Regions from separate parts of the Homo sapiens genome. Here regions 2, 3, 4 and 5 are each linked to region 1. Evidence: chromatin loops called from intact Hi-C (ENCODE). Cell type or tissue: mammary epithelial cell. All regions are shown on one strand.

Region 1 (5,000 bases):
TTTTTTTTGAGACAAAGTCTTGCTCTGCTGCTCAGGCTGGAGTGCAGTGGCGCGATCTTGGCTCACTGCAACCTCCACCTCCCGGGTTCAACCAATTCTCCTGCCTCAGCCTCCTGAATAGCTGAGATTACAGGCATGTGTCTCGCCTGGCTAATTTTGTATTTTTTAGTGAAAGACAGGGTTTCACCATGTTGGTCAGGCTGGTCTCGAACTCCTGACCTCGTGATCTGCCCGCCTCTGCCTCCCAAAGTTCTGGAATTACAGGCATGTGCCACCGCACCCAGCCCCCTATTTCTAAGCATGAAATAATTTGAAAGATTATATTGCTGTACATGATGCACCATTCTTAGACTTTTTTTCCAAGCCTATCATATGCAGTTTGCCTCCAGCAATTGACAACATCAGTTTTACATGCAGGCATGGACAGCTACAATTTGGCAGGAAGGTTGAAGTGACCTTTTATATTTTTTTCTCATTGGAAGGGGGTCAACTTTGAGCTACATCTATAGTTCCCTTTAAACCATGCACCGTGTGGGCTGGCCTTGACGGGATCTGAGCCAGCCCAATGTAACATCTTCCATTAATGCGCCTAACTACTCTGGGGTCTTCCTCCTGTTCTGTGTGTCATAATAACACACCATGCCTCCAGCACCTTGTCAAATGTTCTTTCCTAATTTAGAAGTGTTTTATCATTCCAGGGAGGCAAAAAATTATTGTGAGAACGAATGTTAAATTATACATTCAAGAAAACATATTCCTAAGGAAAACCAGGGAATGGGCCAAATTTGACTGAAGCCCACTCAAAAATATTTTTGTGCTTCAGTTACTCTTTCTTCCAACACTTAATTTTTTCCATTTCTCCAGAATGCCCCTGATTTTATTTAACTAGTCAGAATTTTTAAATTGTAGCACCTTGTCTGGGCTGCTGTCTTTCAATGTTACTTAAGCTGCAAAATTCTTTCCTTGTTGCTTCTTTGTCTCATCTGACTCTCCCTCTAATCAGATTTCAAATTACTTTACAGCATAGAGGTAGAACAGCAATCTGATTAATTAATCTATTATGTTACATTAAAATGATAATTCATGAGTTGAATCATGTTATTTCTTTCTTTTTCTTTTCTTTTTCTTTTTTTTTTTTTTAAGACAGAGTCTCATTCTGTAGCTCAGAGCTGGAGTGCAGTGTCATGATCTCAGCTCACTGCAACATCTGCCTCCTGGGCTCAAGAGATTCTGGTGTCTCAGCCTCCTGAGTAGCTGGGATTACAGGTGTTCACCACCATGCCCAGCTAATTTTTGTAGTTTTAGTGGAGACAGAGTTTTGCAATATTGGCTGGGCTGGTCTCTAACTCTTGACCTCAGGTGATCCACCCACCTTGGCCTCCTAAAATGCTGGGATTACAGTCGTGAGCCACCACGCCCGGACAGTTCATGTTATTTCATTTCCTCATCTTTCTGAAATCATTTTATTTCCTCTATTCTATTTAATTTTTCCAGCCATCATAAATGTTAATTCAAATTTTCTTTTCCCTGACCCTCCCACCCACCCCAGCACACTGTGAGCTCCCACTTCCTGCTCTATTTTATCCTGTCACAAATTTGTAGTACTTTAATTAAGTGGTGCTACCAACTTTATACTTAATGCTCTTCTCTTTTACATGATTTTTTTCTCTCCAACTATTACAAATTATGTTATACCTTCTTGGAAGACAGAGGTTATAGTAGTTAGTAAGAGCATAAGAAAAAGAGAAAGACCAATGATCTAATGTTTTCTCTACTATTTACTGACTGTGTGATTCTGAATATGTTTGTCTTTTCAGAATTGCTTTCACATTCTCTAAAAAATGGGAATAATAAAACACCTCTTAGGTGGTATAGTGAGTAACTACATAAGGCACTAAATAGAATTTCCTTAGTCTACAGCCTGACATGTACCCTGTGCAGTAAGTATGAACTCCCTTATAGTAGGTGGGTGCAAAAGTAATTGTGGTTTTTGCCTAACTATATGTTTTTATTCTCAGTACTTGCCTCTATGCTTCACTTTCAGCAACTCATAACTCTTTGTTGATTGACGTTGATGCAATCATCAGTTTATCCTATCTTTTGTCTCTCCCTAAAAATTGGTTTATCTTCAAAAGATAGCCTGATGCTCAGTAAGTCAGTCAAGCTCTTTACAGGGAAGCATGTGATATTAACTTGAGGAGCTGCTACAGACATTGCGTAGTATACAGAAGCAGATCAGCAGAGGTCACTGTATAAATCCTGCCAACCAAGGTAGAAATTCAGCCACCATAAACAGCTATTTTGGAATGGAAAGGCTAGAGAAACAGCATGCAGTTAAAAATTAATAGTGTGCTATAAACTTTTCCTTTAAATAATAAATTGATTTTGGATTTGATAGAGTTAGAGTCCCTGTAAGACATCTGATGAAACAGTTCCAAGTGTGAGCCAGTGGAGGCACACATCAGAGGCAGGAGGACTCTGTGGCTTCTCTCAACGCTCATGCATTCCCTCCTTTCCTATCTGCGGGGCTAGGAATGAGCATTATTTTTTTGTTTGGGGTAGTTGCACTTCGGTAGGTTTTTCTACAAGCTACCCCTAGAGGGTGCAATAACCCTCTCCCTCTTACGTTCTCAGCTAGAGACCAGGGGCATGTGTACTGTTGGAAAGTTAATCTGTTCAAAGTAACAGCCAGACCCAAGTGACTCAAAATTTAATTGCAAATAATTTGGACCCAATTTTCAGCCGATTAGCCTTATAACCTGACAGTTATAAAGTGCCTACTATGTGTACATCTTCTTCTGTTTGCACAATTTTCCAATTAGACATAAGAAACATTAAATTGAGCTCCATTCCTCAATTATTAAAAGTTGACCTCTATATTTCTAGGTCAACTAGAATAGTAATTTTAAAATCTGATATTTTATTTATAAGAAGAGTGCTTTGTCTCATTTCCTACAAAAAAGAATGTTAAAAAAATGAACCCCTATTTAGTAAGTATAACTTTTAAATTTGAATGTAGAGTGTCCTAATTTGCTGAAATAAATTTTTATATTACCACTTTATATATAGATTAAAATTGCATCTTTAATTTTTTTTACTCAGACATCGATTAGAAATATAAATGTTTCTTGTTCAATACTTATACTTACTAAAACTGAGTTTGAGGAAATGTCCTCTCTAAGCCTTAGTTTTCTTAATTATAAAATAGGAGATAATATTTGCACATCTGGCACATGGCTGCTCTAAGGGTGAAGTGAGACCATCCATATGAAACACTTAGAACAATGCCTATCATATAGTAAGCACTCAATAAATACCAGCTATTAAGAAGGATACATAATTTTGTGTTACAATATTCTATAATCTTTAATAAATCACAGCTTTGTTACAAAGAGGCATATCACATAATTCTATCTAGTCATATCTGATACTATTCTAATAATTTAGATGTCATTTATTGACTATAGACATATATATGTAATGCACATAAAGAATGATTTGAGACACAAGTCAGAGTGGTTGCTGGTAGGAAAACACACACGCACAAACACACAAATTTCACTTAGTCAATTTGAATTGTGTCAGTCAATGACTTAGAACTGGGAAATTGTAGAGCTTCTTACATTTCAGTAACACCAGTGCCAATCTGTTTGTGCCATTTTAAAATGTTTTGAGCAAAATGTATTTTGTATCTTGGCAATTATGTTATTTGAATCCAGAGTACCCACTCATAAAAGCATGATCAAGTAGGGCAATAAAGATTGGAAGGATAAAAGAGATTCGATATCTTACAAGTGTCCTCTTGCAATCCACCTTCCTTTTACAGAACTAAATTTGTCTTAGAGATACTGCCAATTATCTTAAAAAAACTGTACTCCGCACCTATTGTCACCTTCTTCACTCAATAGAAAACAAGGGGCATCTGAATTAACAAAACGGAAACTCTGAAAAAGTTCCAAACGGCTTCCTCAAATGTAGCACCTTTACCCTCAGAATGTGAAGTTGACAGGTTAGGCACTGACTTAGGAATTTGCTTTTAGGTGCTGGAGATCCCCGTGACCAAATAAATCTTGCCTCACCTACTAACTGATGCTTAAAACTCCACTTTAGCAAACTCTTTCCTTTTCTTGCAGGTTTTTATCTGTGTGAGGAATATAGCTTCATGATATCATCATAACTTTATGATTTCAATCATTTAAAATCTAACACAACTGAAGAACTCGATGACTTATTAGTAAAATGGTAAGATAGAGTATTCAAAGGCACTGGTTCTCTGATAAAAAGAAGAGCGTTAGGCCAGGTGCGGATCACACCTGTAATCCCAGCACTTTGGAAGGCCAAGGCGGGCAGATGACTTGAGGTCAGGAGTTCGAGACCAGCCCCGCCAACAGGGTGAAACCATGTCTCTACTGAAAATATAGAAAAATTAGCTGGGTGTGGTGGCACACACATGTAATCCCAGCTACTCAGGAGGCTGAGGGAGGAGAACTGCTTGGACCTGAGCAACAAAGGGTGCAGTGAGCCAAAATCATGCCACTGCACTCCAGCCTGGGTGAGAGTGAGACTCTGCCAAAAAAAAAAAAAATTAATTAATTAAAAAAAATTAATTAAAAAAAATATATATATAGAGAGAGAGAGAGAGGAAGAGAGTAAACCAGTCTAGAAAAAAGACCTCCAACTCAAAGCCAACATTATGAGGACATAATACCAATTCCTTTCAAGTTTTGTTAACTCTTCCTAGGTGAATGGGTGAGACTGCATGTCTGGTTTCTAATTGTGTCTGTGCAATTTTGCTTCCCAGATGATGGCTATGTAGGGTCTTGTTTGCTGGCTTGGTCTCCTTCTATTTTCAATCTGTACCATTGTTTTAGCTTCTGCAGTATAAATACATATCTAAAGGCACATGTGTGTATGCTGCCCCGCTTTTCTGTGGGTGTTTAGTGCAAGGCATACGTGATTTGTGGCTTTGGCGGCCTGATTTGGGTTTTGCCCTTGAGAAA
Region 2 (5,000 bases), 160 kb after region 1:
CAGTGGTTGCCTGTGGTCAGAGGTTGAAGAATTGAAATTGACTACAAAGGGGCACAATTTTGGGGCTGATAAATGTTCTATATTTAGGTTGTGGAGGTGATTACACAGAGTTATATTTTCAAAATTTCTCAAAGTATATGCTCAAAATGGGTGCAGTTTATGTAACTTATACATATTTAACTTATGCCCCAGTTGATAATTTCTTATCTTCTCCCAATACCAAAATACATACCCATCCACAAACTCTGCCTACACCACCCCTATCCATATGCTGTGTCTGTGGACTCTTTTCTTGGGTGAGTTCCTTCCCAAGTGGTGCCTAAACAATTTAAGCAAATAGGACCCTGGGTACTGAGGTACTTTGTAAGCCCTGTCTGTATGTTTGGCCATATGAGTTTAGATATTATTCAATTTTACTCCCTCTGGAATTTGCAGCTATTCAAATCTACACAGTAATGAATGACTAAAAGCTAGTGGCAAAAGACAAGTATTTAAAGAATGACAGAAACAGGAAGAAATGCGTATCTGGGGAAAGTCATTAACTGTCTTTCCTGTGATGAGTGACTTCCAGAGGGCAAGAACAAATATGTTCTACATCAAAGTATCCCTGTATACTTTTGAAGGAAGTTATTTCTGTCTGCTCAAAGATTTTATGAAATGCTATACTTGGTGATAAGTTACCACTCTTCCACCCCCTCACTGGCATAGAATTACAACACAAGAGAATAACAATTAAATATTATTTGAGCTGTGGTTTAGAATGCATATATTTAGGACTTTAACAGAAATGACATTGGGTGGCATTTGCTGAAGAGCGGTATGACATGAAAATCAAATCCTTGAGAAAATAAATGACCACTCTACCAGAATGCTTAAGGTCAAGTCTATGGAGAACATTGTACCATCTTACAACTATTTTGATCTTCAGTATTTTTCTTTTTTGAGAAACATTTCTCTGATTTCCTTTTATTTAGACTTGTAGTTGAAGCAGCAGGCAAAAATAGCAGGCCCATAAAAGATCTTTTCTCCATTGATGTATATACGTTTCTTGATCATTTCTATAAACTCAGAAAGTCACATGGATATTCCAAAAATGGTGTCATATGAAAAAGTCATTTCCATCATAGTTTGTGATATTTTTCTGTATGTGCAGTTCATGTATTATATTCACTATGGTGTCATTTCATAGAATGAGGCTCTCTGGGTAGCAGGAGAAAACGCTAGGCAAATAGGGAAAACATCTGAGATTAAAAGTTTTCCAGGAAATATGTCATAAGGCAACACTAAGTATATGAATCATTGAAAGAGAACTATCTGGAGATCTCTGGGGACAAAAACTTCTAAGAATCATAAAAATGTGTTATCATGATTCCTGCTGGTAACTTGAGCCAACTTCAAAGCTTTCTTTCGGGGATTATGCCAAGAGTACCCATTATCAGAAAGGAGTAATTAGAGTGAATTATTATTATGTCCAACCTGCCTTAGATGGAGTACAGCTGCTGAGTCACACTATAAAAATGAAATTGGAGCATTCACCTGCTTATGTAGTTTGTTTGAATTGTATATCTGGTTTTCAAAGCCTGAACAGTGACACCAGAAAAATAAAAAGTCATCACAGAGTTTAGCAGACATCAGATTTGAATGCCCTCTTCTTATGTATTGCAACAAGGCAATATAATTTTCTGGACATTTTTAACACTTTAAAGATTAATTAGTTTTCATGGGGTGTTATTTAAACATAGAAATTTTATTCTATCATAAAAATAACCATTGTTCCCAGATGTGTCTGTTTAACTGTATTTATAGTGCTTGCAGTTGCAGTTCCTGGAGCCTCACTATCTGCTGCAACTGCTTCATAAAGGAAAATTTAGACAGAAGGTCACAATATAATAAAATCCTTTCTCATTCACTTCTGCAATGAACTTGAAAGGAACAGGTGCATGGTCTGGGAGGAAGACTGATTGATGATTGATTATCCAAAAGATTGCTTCTTTTTTTTTTCTTATTTTTCTTCTTTTCCTTTCCCACTCAGTAGGTTCCCCAAAATATCATGAGAAAGCAGTTTAATACAAACAGATACATCTTACTCTAGTTAAAAAAACAATTATGAAGAAGTAGAATGACATAGACAACTGATAAAAGAAGATGTAACTCATTTTTTCCCTCATTTTTGATGCATACACATCTGGGAATTTCATACACAAAGTTAAGGAAGTAAACAGATGTCTGCTGTTGATCGCCATCTCTGGTGAACTTTCAGAGCCCAGCAGTAATTTGCCCCGTGGCTCTCTCCTTATCAGAAGGGCATTATAAACTCTCACCTGGGAGTGAGCACCGCAGCCTGCCCAAGCAACATTCATCTGGCATCAATCCTGGTCATAAAACAAGCCCATGAGTAATATAACAGCCCAGGTGTCTACAATTTCCGACTTCCAAACCATCTGAAAGCATGCAACAACTTTCAAATCACGGTTTCCCTATCTCTATTTAAGGACAGTGAAGAGAACTCTAAGAATTGTAACCTAGTCCCAGACATACTTTGGTTGAGTGTAACACTCTTGCTCATTTCCCATCAAGACAGCAAATACTGTGAGTGATCAAAAAGGAATGACATACTCCAGGAGTGTAAAAGCAACTGGACCAATATCAGCAATGCAGGTTGCATAACCAGCAAATGCCTGATCTTGAAAAGATTGTCTTGACTTGCCAATGTGTTCTTCATTCAACAGCTAGGAGAGTATGTTGGTGGTACCCAGACCAAGAAGCCTCGAACATCTGAAGTGGTTTACACTGCTAAAGACAAGACAGCAGTTGTGATCAAAAACATTTCTAGCTGAATATATATTTTTGTCCTGGGTTTGAAGACACAAAAATAATGTATAGACCCTAAAGTTTATACTTATTTTAAAAATTAGGGAAAGAGAACTAGATAGAGGTGATGGTTGCAAAATGTTGCGAATGTACTAAATGCCACTCAATTGTACACTTTAAAATGATTAATTTTATGTTGTGTGAATTCCATCTTAATAAAAAAGAATTTTAAATGGTGAGAAAACATTTACATAAGGAATTAAGGCCAAAACACTCTGGGAACAATTCCTAAATAATTCTTTCATTCCACAAACTTTTTTTGCACACTTATAAGCAAAGTAAATACTAAGTAAAGCAATACTAAGGTATGGGACTTAGAAAATTAAGACACTATAAAGCAAAGTAAATACTAAGTAAAGCAATACTAAGGAATGGGACTTAGAAAATTAAGACCCTTATATTCTCATCCTTCAAAATCCCCAGAGGATTTAAAGCCAGGATACCTAGTCTTTTGTTGTTGTTGTTTTTGTTGTTATTCTAATAAAGACTTCTGGGAAAGAAAATCTTTTCTCGGTCTTATCAAGCTAAGGTTCTAGGGTTAGACAGCCTGGCTTCCATCTGTGCAAGTCTAAGCATGCTGGTTAACCTCAACAAGTCTCACTTTTCCCATGAAAAAAGGAAGACAATAAAGAGATCAAACCTCAGAAGGATGTTTTGAGGATTTAGATAACACAGGTAAAGCATGTAGTATAATACTAGCATTAAATTGATATTAAGCTTGATTGTTGACATTATTATGTAGCTTTATCATTTATGTCAATATAATGTTTAAAATTGTTTTTGCTTCCTTTATTTTTCAGCACATTTCCATGATTGTACAGTATATCTTAATGATAATGAAATCAGCAGCTCTGAATCAAATTAATTTTTAAAAGATTCTAAACGTGGTGTATCTTACTGGTATAGTAACCATGATACTGGTATAGGACCGTGATACCATAGATTCAACTAACTAGTTAAGAGCTCAATAATCAGTTAATTCTTTTCTTTTCCTTCAAGTCTCCCCATTCCTAACTGTTGCAAAAAAAAAAAAAAAAAAAAAAAAAAAAACCAAAACAGAGGAAACTCTGTTACCTCCTAAGATAGGCTTGCTGTCTTGTAAAATAGCATTCAAGCTAGTGAAAGTTTTGGGGGAGAATAAGAGTGAAATAAATACATCTACTTCTACTTGCAGTTTATTCTTTTTCTTTTTTTGTGAAAAATTAACTTTATTATTTTATTGAGGAATAATTTACGTGTAACAAAACGTCCCATTTTAAATGTACAGTTGGTGAGTTGCAACAAATATATACTCATATATAACCACCACTACAATCAAGATAGCAAACATTTCTATCACCCCCCAAGATTACCCTTGTGCCTCTTTGCAATCAACCCCACCCCGTCCTTTGCGTCAGGCAACTATTTATCTGCTTTATGACATTTACGTTAGTACAGTGTCATCTACAACACAGCATTTGCAAATTATGACCCACAAGTTTTTTTAGTAAAGGTCTAAAGATAAAAATATTTTTTACATGTTTAAATGATTTTTCAAGAAGAATATTTTATGATAGATAAAATGCTTATGAAATTAAAATCTCCGTGTTCACAAATAAGGTTTGATTGTTACAGTCACACTCCTTCCTTATATATTGATTGTGGCTGTTTTTGAGCTGCAGTGACAGAGTTAAGCGGTTGAAACAAAGACAATATGGCCTGAAAAGCTGAAAATACTTACTATTCGGTCTTCTTACAGAAAATTGAATTAAACAGTGTACGATCTTTTCAATCTGGCTTCTTCGCTCACTGTAAGCTTTTGAAATTCATCTATACTGTTGCATGTAATAGCAAGTGGGCCTTTTTACCGCTGAGTAGTATTCCATTAAATATACCACAATTTGTTTCCTTACTGCCATACTCACATACATATGAGTTGTTTCCAGTTTGGGGCTGTCATAAATGACGCTGTGTTAAAATTCTTACACAAGTCATTTTGTGTTCATATGTTTTCATTTCTCTTGGTGAAGTAGCTAGGAGTAGACTTGTTGAGTCACATACTAAGGGTATGCTAATGTGATAAGAAACAACTGTGAATTAGACTTGCAGTTGCTCCATGCCTTTGCCATTCCAAAGACTGGCAAGAATTT
Region 3 (5,000 bases), 99 kb after region 1:
GGAGCAGAGAGAAGGTACAGGAGTTTCCCAGCATCACACAGCTAGCTGCACAAAACAAACAAAAAAAACTACTAGAAGACACTCAGCACCCACTTGTCTTCTAGATATTAACAAAACAAAGCAAACAAGAACTGATTCTTGATCCAAAGCATTATCTGGCCTGAGAGAGAGAGAAAGACAGACAGACACACACACACACACACACACACACACACACACACACACACACACACACAGAGAAACAAGATTTAAGGCAAATCATGGCATGAGCAGAGTCCCATTGACAATTGCTGCCTAAAACATCCTTCCTCATACCCCATGAAGCTGCTGTAGATGTCAGTCACCTTAGTCCTCTTGACTCAGTGCTGACCAGTGTGTCTTTCTTAAGCCCCTGACATTTGTAATTCATTCATTCAGGGGCCTCCTCCCAAGCAAATTCTCCTCTCTGCACCCCAGCCTGCCTGTTGCTTTACTCTGCCACCTGAGGATTAAGCTCCTGCCCTCCTTTGCTTTCCTCAGTGCTAAATTCTTCGGGCTTTTTAAGGTGCCATTGGACAAATCTGCATTAAAATATGAGGGAAAAAAATTAATAGAAACATCCAGTCCTACTTTCCAGAACACCAGCTGCACATTTAAAAATTTTTATTGAAGAATAATACACATACAGAAAAAAGTGAACATATCAAAAGTATACAGTGCTATGAATGTCAAAGTGAACACACCTGTGTAACCAGCAGGACCAAGAAACTGAACATTCCCAAATTTCCAGGTGTGCTCCTCATGCCTCCTTCCAGTCATGACTGCCCAACCAAGGATGCTCTCTATCCTGACTTCTAATAGCATAGGTTAGCTGTGCCTAGTTAGGACTTTATACAAATAGAATCATAAACTATATCTTTCTGTGTCTGCCTTCTTTCACTGAACATTGTTTTTGTGTGATTCATTTGTAGTATTGTGTGGCATTGTAGATATTTTTCCCTTATTGCTCTATAGTGTCTAATTCTGTGAATATACCACAATGTGATATTTAACCATTCTGCAACTGACATGGCATTTAGTTTGTTTCCAGTTCTTGGCAACTTCAATTAGTGTTGCATTTTAGTGAATGCTTTTGGTGAATATATGGTGCATCTTTCTGATGAGTATAAACTTGGGAGTAGACTGCCTGGGTCATAGGTATGCATACATTCAGGTTTATTAGACACTGCCCGATACAGTTTGGATATTTGTCCCCTCCAAATCTCATGCTGAAATGTGATCTCTAGTGTTGGAGGTGGGTCTTTCTGAAAGGTGTTTGGGTTATGAATGGCTTAGTGCCCACCCTGCAATAATGAGTGAGTTCTCACTCTATTAGTCATGAGAGCTAGTTGTTTAAGAGTCTGACACCCTCCTCCTCTCTCTCTTGCTCCCTTTCTTGCCATGGAACACACCTGCTTCCCCTTCACCTTCTGCCCTGAGTCAAAGCTTCTTGAGTCCTCACCAGAAGTTGAGCAGATGCTAGGGCCATGCTGTTTACACAGCATGCAGAACCGTGAGCCAAATAAACCTCTTTTCTTTGTAAATTACCCAGCCTCAGGTATTCCTTTATAGCAACACAAAGCTAGTTAACAAACTGCTAAATCATTTTCAAAGTGGCTTAATCAACTTACTATCCTATCAGCTTATACGAAAGTTTGGTTGGGCCGGGCATGGTGCCTCATGCCTGTAATCCCAGCATTTTGGGAGGCCACTGCAGGTGGATCACCTGAGGTCAGCATGACCAACATGCTGAAACCCCATCTCTACTAAAAATACAAAATTACCCGGGCATGGTGGCAGATGCCTTTAATCCCAACTACTTGGGAGGCTGAGACAGGAAAATCACTTGAACCCGGGAGGCAGAGGTTGCAGTGAGCCAAGATTGCGCCACTGCACTCCAGCCTGGGTGACAAGAGCAAAACCCCATCTCAAAAAAAAACAAAGAAAAAGAAATTTTGGTTGGCTGCATAGCTTGCTAAGTCTTACTATTTCCCTTCCTTTTCATTTTATCACTTTTGCTATGTATGCAGTGCTATCACATTGTGGTTTTAATTTGCATTTGCAGATGTGAATTTTAAGAGATGTTTGTAGGCATACTTATGGTAATTCAGTAGTCCTTTCCCAAGAAGTATGTTACAAAAACGGAATTGTAGGTATTCTTGATCAATATTGCCATTATCCTCAATAATGACACTATTGACATTTTGGGTTAAATAATCCTTTGTTGTGAAGGATTGTCCTGTGTCTTTTACGATGGTTGGCAGCACAACCTGCAGTTGTGACAGCCAAAAGTGTCTCCAAACATGGCTAAACGTCTGTGAGAAGGGAGGGACTCATCCTTGGTTAAGAATCACTGGTCTAGATCCATTTGGTACATTCTTAGAGATGTGTCAGTCTCTATAAGGTCTTAGAGATAACACAAGAAGTGGGGATGTCTACACAGAACTAGTTCCACAAAAACAGCAGTGTGCAGCCCAGGATGGCAAGGGAAGGAAGTCTGTCAGGACCTCTGTATATGTCCCATGACTCAGGAGGCAGAAGTTTATTTGCAACACTTTAAGAATGTGTGGGTGCAGCGCACCAGCATGGCACATGTATACATATGTAACTAACCTGCACAATGTGCACATGTACCCTAAAACTTAAAGTATAATAATAATTAAAAAAAAGAAAATTAAAAAAAAAAAAAAAGAATGTGTGGTCGCCCTTTCACCACCACCACCAAGATTCTTCTGCATGCTATCCAACCCACCTTGAAGGGAAACACAGTCATTCAGAAAGATTCTAGCCAGCCAGAACCTGCCCACTAGTGGGAAGCTAAATAGTTGGTTAGATGTAATTTGTTTTTAAATTTGCAATATAAAAGAAAAGACAAGTTGCCAGGATATACTTCTCTTATTTACATAGCTTAAAGCAAATATACTTTGAAGCCAATTTTTTTTTTAATCATCAAGGATGTGTGTGTGTGTGTGTGTGTGTGTGTGTGTGTGTGTGTGTGTAACAAGAGGAGCAAATAGGTAATAAAGCCTTGAGGTAAACCGAGATGAGTGTTGAGTCTGGCTGTATATTAAAAACATTGTCAGGCTGGGCGCGGTGGCTCACGCCTGTAATCCCAGCACTTTGGGAGGCCGAGGCGGGCAGATCACGAGGTCAGGAGATCGAGACCATCCTGGCTAACACGGAGAAACCCTGTCTCTACTAAAAAAAATAATACAAAAAAAAATTAGCTGGGCGTAGTGGCGGGCACCTGTAGTCCTAGCTACTCAGGAGGCTGAGGCAGGAGAATGGTGTGAATCCGGGAGGCGGAGCTTGCAGGGAGCCAAGACCGTGCCACTGTACTCCAGCCTGGGTGACAGAGCAAGACTCTGTCTCAAAAAAAAAAATAAAAATAAAAATAAAATAAAATAAAAACATTGTCTAACGTTGTTTACAAGTGTACTGAGGTCTCTAGAACCAAAACCTTAGATTTAAATCCTGGCTCTGCCACAGAATGTTGGGTCATTTAATTTTATTTAATCTGCTTGTGCTCCAGTTTCCTCATCTGTAAAATACAGTTTATAAAATCTAAACTATCTCATAAAGTTCTTTGGAGATGAATAAGTTAATTGTCAAAAAGTAACAATTCTGTGGAACTGGTATTATTACTTTGCCTCACTAAAAAAGGAACTGTGTTCCAAAAGGTGAAGTACGTTGCCTAATATCACATACTTAATTTTAGTAGGGTTAAATCTAAAACCCAGTTTCTGCAGGATTTTTATTAGACAAGAGGCTTCAGGTGTAATGCATAGGGCTTGTGGCCATCTCTGCTGCAGACCCCTGAGTCTTGCAGGAAATCCATAATATAAAACCCCTACCCTGCTCCCAAACTACAAAAACCCCAAATACCTCAACCCTGTTTTAAATTTTGTTTTAAACTTTAAGTTTTTCAATGATAGGAGATTTTTTTAAAATCTGTATCAATTTTAGTAACCACTTTTTCTTAAATAAGCAGTGCAGATAAGCCATGTCAAAAAATCTACTAAGAAAAATCAAGATTGACCTAATGGAAATGAAAAGACAGACCAAATTCAATGTATTAAACATTTCCTTCTTCCATACTCCCTCAGAGTTTATTGTTGTGGTTGTTATTACTTAGGTTAATCAAGCTCCCTAAAAACACAATTTCTGCAGGCAGGTTTTTTGGGTGTAATTTTGGCAGAGTGGCATGGTGAGAGTGGAGTGAGGATGGCAGGATTTGAAAGTAACTGAGGAAAAAGAGGTGGCAGTGACATTCGTACATGTGATTTTATTCCTTGCAAATTTTGCAAGACAAGTGGAATCTTTGGATGATTTTTGAAAACTATTTGCAAGACATAATTATATTCCTGTGGAAAGTATTTGAGTTGGGCCAACCTTCCACTGCAGAAAATTATGGGAGAAAATCAGTGGGCCTTTTTGCTGAATAAAGGCTGACAATAAGGCCTTATAAATCAATTAAAGTCAGATTTATACACCTAAAGCCCCAGATCATTCTGCAGACTTCCTAGGGCAATTCAGCTTTGTTATCCATGGACTTGGCCACACCAATTGTCCCTTGCTTAACACTAAATCTCAGCTGTCTGAAAAATGAAATTAAACACGTAGAGGCTTTTACACTGAAACTATTTGGAAAACCATGACAACTCTCCCCAAATTAGGAATCCCATCAGGGTCAGAAAGAGCTTTTGCTAACACCAGGACTTCGGAGCTTGGGTTCTTAATCCGGGTCTCTGCGTTTCAGAACCCTGTTGTTTGTTTCCATGAAGGCTTTACTAGTTTTATAAGAATAAGGCCAACAATTGGTCACACGCAGCACAGAAGAGAATCCAAGCACAACCTGTGACAGCAAGGCAACCCTACAAGCTTAGGACCTGCGGCAGATGCCAAGGTCTTAGGTCAGCCCTCTGTGTGAAGAGACACCTTCTGTCTTCTGAACTAGTGTTCATATTTTCTATTACCCATAA
Region 4 (5,000 bases), 350 kb before region 1:
ATTTATAATCTTGCAGGTACGTGGTAGCTATTGTTGTAGTTACAATACTTACAAAATACCTAAAAAACAGCCTAATTGACAAGCATCCTGACTGTTTGCATTTACAAGTCAATTTCATTAAAGAATTACCTCATTTGATCGTCACAGAAACCACAGGATATAGATATGACTGAAGAGATTAAGGAGCTAGGAAATAAATCTGGGACTCTGAAAACAGGTCTAATTCTGATCCTGAGAAGCATCCAGGTTGTTTGAGAAATGAAGACCAATAAGAATGAAAGCCAAAGAGGAAAATGTGGGTGTAAACTGACTATAATAGAATGCTACTGTTTGCATAGAAGTTTATAAGAACAAAATAAGACAGAAGAGAATGAGAAGATCCAGGACTATGAGTTCAGTATTGTGCTTGTTTAATATCGAGATTTCAGTCCTACTGAATCATAATATCTGGAAATGGGGCCTCGGAAACTGAGTATTTAACGAGCTGCCTATGTGATTTTGATGAATAGTCAAAGTAGAGGGCTACAGTATAAAGAATGTTCCTGTATCCTGGGATGAAGCAAAAAGAATCAGGACACAGAAGCTGGCAGCGGCAATAGAAAACAGAAAGCTTAGAGGACATGTGTCCACTTATTTATCTACGAATATTTATTAACCATGTATAATATTCCAAGCTCTGTGCTGGGTGCTAGGAGACAATGGTGAGTAAAAGAGGGAAGGCTTTTCTACTCATGAAGTTTACACTCAAGATAAAACCTCCTAAAGAAGTAAAGAGACCTACTATTTGATAGCACAACACGGTGACTATAGTCAAGAATAACTTAATTCTATGTTAAAAAAAAACTTGAGTGTAACTGGATTGTTTACAACTCAAAGGATAAATGCTTAAAAGGATGGATACCCTATTCTCCATGATGTGCTTATTTCACTTTTTATGCCTGTATCAAAACATCTCATGTACCCCGTAAATAGATATACCTACTATGCAACCACAAAATTTAAAAATAAAAAAAGCAAAGAGAACCCATGATGCCAGACTGAAATAAAAACAGTAAAGCAGAGGATATTTTTAAATTGCTCTAAGATTTCTAACATAAAATAGTAGGAAAAGCGTGGCTTCATTTAAATGAAGGAATTGGGAAATAATAATATTATGATAAGAAATACATTCCCCCCAGTTTGGGTAAGACGGGGTTTCAGCTGATGTGAGGGCATGTTGAATTTGGGGTACCTCTGAAAAAAAATAGGAATGGGAGAAAAGTTAGTCCAGGGACAGGCCTAGGAAAGCAGGTATTTGTCTAATCTGATGTTTATTGGAAGCCATGAGAATCAATGAATGTATCCAGAAAGTGAGACTATGAACAAGACAAATCTGATGGTAACATTTTTAGCTTTAAGACTCACAGATAAAAAGCCAGGCAAAGAGAGAAAGTGATCATATTCAATGAATACAGGAGGAAAGATGAGAGCAGAAAGAATCCAACTAGGAAACCACACAGTTGGAAACCAACGAAGAATTTTGAGGATGACGTTGAGGTCATGAAGAGGTCAATGAGCATAAGGATTGAAGACACCCACGTGAGTAAATCAAATTTAACACTTTGGAGAGCAGATTTAGGAAGACAATGAGAAATAAAGGAGAGATTTTAGAGTGCCTGACAGCAAGTAGGCAGATACAACTTAGGGACAGCGGATATAGGTCACTAATGAAGAATAAAAGTTTAAAAAGTAGCTCGAAGACAACCTGAGCATTACTGAGAATAGGAACAACAACAACAAAACCATGTAAAGGAAGTAATTGAAAAGTACAGAAAAAGAGTGGAAAATTCTATAAATGAGGAAGAAATGGCTCCAGGGGAGTTTTAATAACTAGAAATAACATACAACCTTTCAAGTCATTTTATTCCAGAAAAAGATTACCTGTATCCATTTAAACGCAATTGTTAACTGTGTTTTCTTTCATTTAATTGTTTTAGGTTCTGAACATAGAAGAGGTCTGTTTTCCTATCATTCGACACTGAAATGACGTTTCCAGGATAAAATTCTCCAATTCATGTCGAGTGTGCTTATCCATGTTTTCCCCAGGTGACCATCTAACCCCCTCAATATTTTTTTCCACCAGGTGGCAATGCCCTCTTACTATTGAAGAGCTGAAAGCTCAACATGACAAAAACAGTGAATAACCTGGGTTTCTGAAAGAACATTCTGACAACTGTCTTTGTTTAGAAAGTTGACATTTTCATCAGAGTTGCCTCCTGGAAAATCCATTACAGATTCCCAAACTGCTGATTATACACAACCTGAGAAGAAATCTAAGGGAAGGTGACTGGCTGCTTTATATCAAAAGAAGGTCACCTAATGTCTTAAACTCAAAGTGTGTTTTTTTTTTTTAGAAAGAAGGAGAAAAGGTTTTTGATAATCTGAAATTTTGGCAGCATAGGGCAGATAACAGAAAGTCTGATCTACTCTCAAGAAAGAAAGGATGGATAAAACAATTGATTAAGAAAAAAAACACAAAATGAGAGAGTGAGGGAAAATTTTAGGGATTGATTTATATATATTTTAAATTAGTAATCAATAAATATTTGATGAATGAATGAAAGGACAGAAAAGAGAGTATCTGATGAAATGCAATATTCTATGATCTAGTACTCCAGAAATTGTTGAAAGAAAAGGAAACATTTTGAGAAACATCAAGTTTAGAATATAGACTGGAACAGGGGTCAGCAAACTGTGATCCATGAGACCATTCTGGCTTAACACCTGTTCTTGCAAATAAAGTTTTATTGGAACAACCACATTCATTTATTCACAAATCAACTATGGCTGCTGCCATGTGCTGTAACTGCAGAACTATGTGTTTTCCACATAACACCAGGCCCACAAATCCTAAAAGACTTACTAACTGGCCCTTACCATGAAAAGTGTGATGATTTCTGGAGTAGCATTTAAGGACATGGGTTTTAGAACCAGATAAATATAAACTTCAGTCTCAGTTCTAACACTTAATAGCTGTTTGACCTTAACTAAATTGTAAGGGTTAATGTAGGCCTTGCTTTTAAAACACTTAGCACCCTGCTGATACACAGAAATCATATTACTCATTACTATCTCTCTTGTGTAAACTCAATGAGAAACTGAGATAATTTCCTCAACTCTCATTAATCCTCAAAAACGAAAATATTTTGTAATTATAGACAAACGGTGGAGAATAAATGTACCTCCTTTTAATTCTGGCAAACCTGCTTTCTCCAAATAACTCCTCTCTGTTTCCTTCTCTTTCAGTAGAGTCAAACTCTTGATGACGGTATTTAGCAGTTGGTAAATGCCTAGTGTGCTGAGTCTGTGCAGATCTGATACTCTTCACAGTCCCTGACCAAAGCCCCGGATCCTGAATCTTACAAAATGCAATGGAATCTTGAAAAATAGAAAAGACATGGGGCAAGTATTCAAAACTTACCCTAAGTGCTTCTGACCCTGAATAGCTAAGGCTCAAAATTGGCTTACAGAACATGCAATGATGATTTTGATGGTTTTTCGTTCTAGTTTCTAACTAATTCAGTGTTTGGCTGCCAGTAAGGGCCTTTGGCAAACACCTATAGGAGAAGTGTCTAAAATGTAAAGTGAATCACTGGAAATGGGAACTCTGTCAAAATAAGGGAATTAAGTTCATTAAAGGTGTGGTAGCTTAATTTACTGTGCCAGTTCATACTGATCAGGGTTGGCACTGAACACTCAGCTAGTGCAAACCCACCCAAACTTGGCAGAATAAATGACCCCAACCAATCCAGCCTCTTGGCTTTCTCTCCAGGTTAAATGTGCTTAAATTAGTAAAAATTGGGTTTGGACTATGGGCCTTTCTTGTCTTCTAGATTGGGGCTGTGTTGTATCAACTCCATGAGACAAACAGCAAAGACAACTTTGCTCATGGGGTAGAATGGTTGACATCTCCAGGTGAGAAAAATGGCCTCAAAAGTCCCAGAGTCTTTGGGAACTGCATCAAACAACCAAGGAATTTATGTCCAAACTCTGTAAACACACATTTCCAAGATGGCATTTAGGTAGATGGCCTCTTGGTAGAAAACTAAGTAGGTCCCTGGAGAGCAAGACGTGAGAGCCAGGTGAGGCTGCTCCTGGGATCACTATAACCACATTGGACATGATACAAAGTCAGGAGGTAGTGTGTGGGATGTGATAGGGGTCCACTTGCTGACACACAAACCTTAAAACCTAGATGAGGTTCACGTGGGCATGGGGTACCATGTCAAAACACAGTGTGCCAACTACTTCTATGAGGAGCACGGATTTGCCTCACCATAGAAGAGGAGAGCTGTAGGTGTTTCAACTGACACTTTCACAGATCACTTCAATATATGGAAATCCTATTTTGCATGTGATTTACACAGTTGAATTTATTCAAAAGAGATTTATGTTGTAATTTGCTAAGTACTCTGAATAGAAAATTAAAGTGACTGTCCCTGCCCTCATAGAGCTGATGTTCTGGTAGAGGAGACAGGCTTTTACATGAATAGCTATAATGGTATTTGAATAATAGCAAACAACAGGCAAGGGCAGGGTGCTAAACAAAGAAAGGAATTAAAGAAATTAAGTAATGCTTTGTCAAATGGTGATGTTGGACCTGCACCATGAGGGATATGAAGATAGTGTCATTCCCTGGCCCTCTGCCCTTCATTATGTTTTCTAAAAAGGGACCAGAAGATTTACTTAAAAAGCAGCCATAACTATAAATGCATATTCTTCTCTCCTTTTCCTCAGCTCCACATTTTACTAGCACTGTTGGATTTCCCTAGGACCCTAGTGAAACAACCAGAAATTTGGATAAGAACATTTAAGAAAAATAACGTATCTCTGTTTCATTACACGTGGATTATTTTTTTGATGTTTCTTTCTGTCAGTCAGAAATGGACAGGTGAAAATGTTATGTAAACCCTCAATATCAGTCATCTTTATAGTTACACTAGTATTCCAGCCATTCTTTT
Region 5 (5,000 bases), 60 kb before region 1:
AAAGTGAGAAATGAACAAAAAATATCCACATTTGGATATCCTCCTCATGATATAAAATTTAAGAAGTAGTGTTCATTTGTATGATTTATGAAAGGTTATTTCTCACACTGCAAAGGTCAAGAAAGTACCACAAAATAATGAAATGCTCTCACTGTAAGACAAAAAGGAGTAGTGGAGACTGTTTAAAAAGTTTATGCTCAGCCGGGCTTGGTGGCTCCTGCCTGTAATCCCAGCACTTTGGGAGACCGAGGCAGGCAGATCGCCTGAGGTCAGGAGTTCGAGATCAGGCTGGCCAACATAGTGAAACCATGTCTCTACTAAAAATACAAAAAATTAGCCAAGTGTGGTGGCAGGCGCCTGTAATCCCAGCTACTCGGGAGTCTGAGGCAGAAGAATCGCTTGAAACCGAGAGGCGGAGGTTGCAGGGAGCCAAGATCATGCCATTGCACTCCAGCCTGGGCAACAAGAGTGAAACTCCATCTCAAAAAAAAAAAAGAAAAAAAAAGTTCATGCTCTGTTCTCACTCATAAGTGAGAGTTGAACAATGAGAACACATGGACACAGGATGGGGGACTTCACACACTGGGGCCTGTTGGGTTGGGGGAAAGGGAGGGAGAGCATTAGGACAAATACCTAATGCATGCGGGGCTTAAAACCTAGATGACAGGTTGGTGAGTGCAGCAAACCACCATGGCACATTTATACCTACGTAAAAAACCTGCATGTTCTGTCTATGTATCCCAAAACTTAAAGTAAAATAAATAAATAAATAAAATACCTATAAAAAAGTTCACACTCATATTAAAGGACGCAGTTGGCAAATGGATAGAACTAACTATTATCATGGACTTCATGCTGGCAAGTCTTCTGATCTGTTATGAGAAGTCACAAATCTGGATTTTGATCTACAATATTCTCATTATATCCTTATTTATTTTACATATCAACAAAGCTGACTCCATTACACACATATACCTATATACTTGTAAGGTAGATTAAATAGACACATTAACCTTTTTTTCAAAAATTATGCTAAAATTACAATAATGCATTTTTTTTTTTAAATACGTGAGCCTTGAGGATGTACAAAATTGGTGAAGGACGATAGTTGAAATGTTGTGGAAGCTGGTAAGGGGATGGCCCAGTGGTAATGGATTTAGCTGACCCAAGAAAGCAAAATCCCAAGCTTGGAATGAGGAAAGCTAAATTCTCTCAGAATTTTCAAAAAAGCTCAGTCAGTGGTATCTCATACCTCTGCAACTCGGGGAGAAGGCAGGATGGCTAACATCAGAAGGGCTGAGAAGCTGATGGAGACATATTGAGAGATCCCCACCTGTCCACTGTAACACATTCTGAGCAAACTGTTCTTCCCTACACGTTTGATACTATAGATTGGTCCCGTGGCTAGTATAAAATCGAGGGTCTGTGGATTGCAGGATGGCAGACAAGGATGAGAATGTGGATACTGTAAAGAATGAAAACAAGGGATTAAGCAGCCACATGCATCCTGAATCTTAAAAGGAATCACCCTGCACCCCAGCCTTCTTTCCCCATTTGGCACCAAACAGATGGGTGACCCGATTGTTAATCTTCAGACAGGAAATTGGGAAAATGTTTTCCTGAAAATCTGACTAGTGTTCCCTTAGGATCCTGACATCAAGGGATCCCAAACCAATAGCTCCCCAAATTATTCTACAGTAAACCTAAGAGCAATTCCAACAGCATGACTCTAATTGGTGGATTAGTCTTCATAGAGCAGAAAGCCCCAAATCAACAGATAATTTTTTTTAAAGACTCTAACATAGAAGATAGTGGTCAAAATGAATAAAGAGAGGTGGAAGAGAAACTATACAGGAAAAAAACAAATTTTTCGAAGTGCGACTTATAAGTGGGACCTATAAGCCTCTGTAAGTGTAGACAGTGGAACATATTAACCCAGTGAAAAGACTTCTGCCAGATATTTTGTACGAGGCTCATACTGTAGTTGCACCAGGCATACCAGCTTGATGAGTCTTGGGTTACTCAAGCCTTACTCATGAGCTTGCCCGCTGATTTACCCAGAAAGAGATTTTGTAAACTCTCAGGGAACTGAAACCAGAGCTACTGCTCAGTTTATTTTCTCTGTGGACATCTCATGTAAGTCGTAGCAACATTACCCTATCCTTACACAGCCAGGATTGTGCTTGCTACTCAGGTACACAAACTGAACAGTAAATTGTTTAGATACATGCACAGGTGTACAAATTTAAAATCAAATAAGCAAGTAAGTGAATGATTATCCGAAAAGTCAGGATAGTGATTATTTCCAGAGGAAGGAGGGTGTATTAGATTCCTATGACCACTATTAAATAAATTACCACAAACTTAGTGACTTCAAGCAACATGAGTGTATTCTCTTATACTTCTAGAATTCAAGGGGTAAAATCAAGATATTGGCAGGGCTGTCTTTCTTCTGGAGGCATTATGAGAGAATCTGTTTCCTTTTTTTTTCTAGCTTCTAGAGGCCTTCTGAATTTTTTTTGGTTTATGGCTCATCATGACAACCTTTGGTTTCCTCATCATATCTTTCTTTTCTGACTCTGATTCCTCCCGCACCCTCATATGAGGATCTTTATGATTACTTTGAGCCCACTTGGTTAATCCAACATAATCTCCCCATCTCAAAGTTCTTACTTTAACCACAGCCGCGAAGTCCCTGTTGCCACCTGAGGTAACCTATTCACAGGTTCTGGGGATTAGGATAGAGACATCATTGAGGTGTCATTATTCTATCACAGAAGGGGATGCAATCTGGGAGAGTCACTTGGGGGTTTTTGGTTTAAGATAAGCTGCACAATGGATGGCAAGTGTTTATTTTGCTTTTTATCATTCAACTGTACATATATATTTTATATACATTCCTGCAAGTCACATGTTTCACAAAAATGGGCTACACGTGTTATATATATGGGTCAAGTTTAGCTCCTTGTGTCTAGTTAGCAAATTTAATCTAGGATAATACTTATGTTGCAGGTTTACAACAGTGAGAAAGATGATACAGAGATTACTTCCTGCTTTTCTCTCTGACACAACTGTCTTTTTTTTTTTTTTTTTGAGACAGAGTTTCACTCTGTCACCCAGGCTGGAGTGCAGTGGCGCATTATCACAGCTCACTGCATCCTCAACCTCTCACACTCAGATGATCCCCCCACCTCAGCCTCCTGAGTAGCTGGGACTACAGGCATGCACCACCACAGCCAACTAATTTTTGTAGATATGGGGGTTTCGCTATGTTGCTCAGGTTGGTCTCAAACTTCTAGGATCAAGATATCTGCCTGCTTCAGCCTCCCAAAGTGCTGGAATTACAGGCATGAGCCACCACGCCTGGCAGTGATTTCTTCTTAATTACAGCCTAATTTCCTTTGGACTTGAGGCTGTAAGCAAGAGCAATGTGTTTGTCTTTTAGAATGAAGTAGGGCAGTAGTATTAACAGTTTCATGTAATGGTCAATTGATATATGTCATTGTATTAGGCTCTTCTTGTATTGCTATAAAGAAATACCTGAGACTGGGTAATTTATAAAGAAAAGAGGTTTAATTAGTTCTTGGTTCTGCAGGCTGTATAGGAAGCATGGCACCTGCATATGCTTGCCTTCTGGGGAGTACTCAGGGAGGTTTTATTCATGACAGGAGGTAAAGCGGGAGCTTGCATGTCACATGGTGAAAGCAGGAGGGAGAGAGACAGAGAGAGAGAGAGAGAGAGAGAGAGAGAGTGAGTGGGGTGTCAGTCACACACTTTCAAACAACCATATCTTGCAAGAACTCACTCACTATCCCAAAGACAGCAGCAAGCCATGAGGGATCTGCCCCCATGATTCAGGCACCTCCCACCAGACCCCACCTCCAACTCTGTGGATTACATTTCAACATGAGATTTGGCTGGGGACATATATTCAAACTATATTAGTCATCAAAATGATAATTTGAATTTGATTTTGTTTGGTCTTAGAGGAGACATTCTTGAGGCTCATTTGAAAAAACCAATATCCCAGGTCATTCTAGACTATCTATCCTTTCCATATGTTTCAAGAACTTAACAGACTTTATACAAAAAGCCGAATATGGGGTCTAAGGAATATTTAGTTGCATGGTATATGACTAATTTTTCACCCCATGGGAGACAAAAGCGTATTCTTGGTCAGCCTCTTAGCATTTCCAGGGATCCATTTTTCTTTCCTTTCTTCCAAACTAATAAATTCTCCAGGAATGCTGAGAAACCTTCAGGCCTAAAGAATTTAGAAATTGTGGATGGTATACTGGTAAAAGCAATCAATAAAAAACTATAACATTAGAGTCTACTTGCAAAACAGGAGGAGTAGCAGGCAATCTCGACAGTGGAAATAGCCCAGGTAAACTTACATTCAATTGTAAATTGTTGAAGTGAGATACTCAACATATTGCATCTGGGAGGTTTCCCCTGAGTGTTGAATCTCCTCAAGTGATCAAACCCAAAATTTCTCTGGAAATAAAGTCAGAAATTGAATGATTTTGAAAAGGAATTTTCTTGCAGTGTTTGTCATTTTTTCCTAGTCTGGGTAAGTGGCATAAGGTAGAGAAAATTTAGAAAGAATAAAATGTTTTCAGTTATTACAAGAATGAAAATATCAATATTTTAAAATATCCAAACAAGTTGAAAGATTATTGTTGCTGTCACAAATTAGAGATGAGCAGCTGGGAAATATTGATTGTCAAATTTTCAAGTTTGGTATCTTTTCAAATATAAAATAATGTGTTTCCTAGGTGGTAGTTTAAACCATCCGAGTACATGGCTTCTTTAGAATTAACTTTAAAGGAGTTTTCTTTATTTTGGCCTAAGAGGTGATACTATCCCAGGCATCATAAAAGCATAGCATTTGAAATTTACCTTTTTAAAATGTAGATAGATTTGAACTAGAAAATAAAGAATTTGATTGAGATATGATTTCATTTGGATATTAGCAAGAAACATCAGCCAGAATGCTG

What was found. A loop is a pair of places that touch in the nucleus more often than their neighbours do. Peaks named below come from ENCODE experiments on the same cell type or tissue, not always from the same donor. Only the 100,000 strongest peaks of a DNase experiment are listed, where the experiment ranks them.
Region 2: it touches region 1 in a loop (6-fold over the local background); 3 of 110 quality-filtered maps call a loop at or near these places.
Region 3: a loop joins it to region 1, with 7 times the contacts of the local background. A loop is called at or near these places in 3 of 110 quality-filtered maps.
Region 4: it touches region 1 in a loop (8-fold over the local background); 28 of 110 quality-filtered maps call a loop at or near these places.
Region 5: it touches region 1 in a loop (2.9-fold over the local background); 4 of 110 quality-filtered maps call a loop at or near these places.

What each region holds. Positions count from the first base shown.
Region 1 is chr17:71,470,791-71,475,790 of GRCh38, forward strand. No RefSeq gene overlaps it. Among named protein-coding and RNA genes, the nearest start is that of CASC17, 270 kb to the left of the region's middle. In mammary epithelial cell, a CTCF peak has its summit at 2,598; a DNase peak (open chromatin) is centred at 2,601.
Region 2 is chr17:71,631,136-71,636,135 of GRCh38, forward strand. No RefSeq gene overlaps it. Among named protein-coding and RNA genes, the nearest start is that of ROCR, 390 kb to the right of the region's middle. In mammary epithelial cell, no CTCF peak of the experiment used is centred here; DNase peaks (open chromatin) are centred at 2,556 and 3,456; H3K27ac peaks cover 3,879 bases.
Region 3 is chr17:71,570,026-71,575,025 of GRCh38, forward strand. No RefSeq gene overlaps it. Among named protein-coding and RNA genes, the nearest start is that of CASC17, 370 kb to the left of the region's middle. In mammary epithelial cell, no CTCF peak of the experiment used is centred here; a DNase peak (open chromatin) is centred at 2,886.
Region 4 is chr17:71,116,136-71,121,135 of GRCh38, forward strand. All of the region lies in intron 3 of CASC17 (cancer susceptibility 17), which reads right to left. Among named protein-coding and RNA genes, the nearest start is that of CASC17, 84 kb to the right of the region's middle. In mammary epithelial cell, a CTCF peak has its summit at 2,119 (motif pointing right); a DNase peak (open chromatin) is centred at 2,136; H3K27ac peaks cover 236 bases.
Region 5 is chr17:71,410,996-71,415,995 of GRCh38, forward strand. No RefSeq gene overlaps it. Among named protein-coding and RNA genes, the nearest start is that of CASC17, 210 kb to the left of the region's middle. In mammary epithelial cell, no CTCF peak of the experiment used is centred here; a DNase peak (open chromatin) is centred at 2,046; H3K27ac peaks cover 3,251 bases.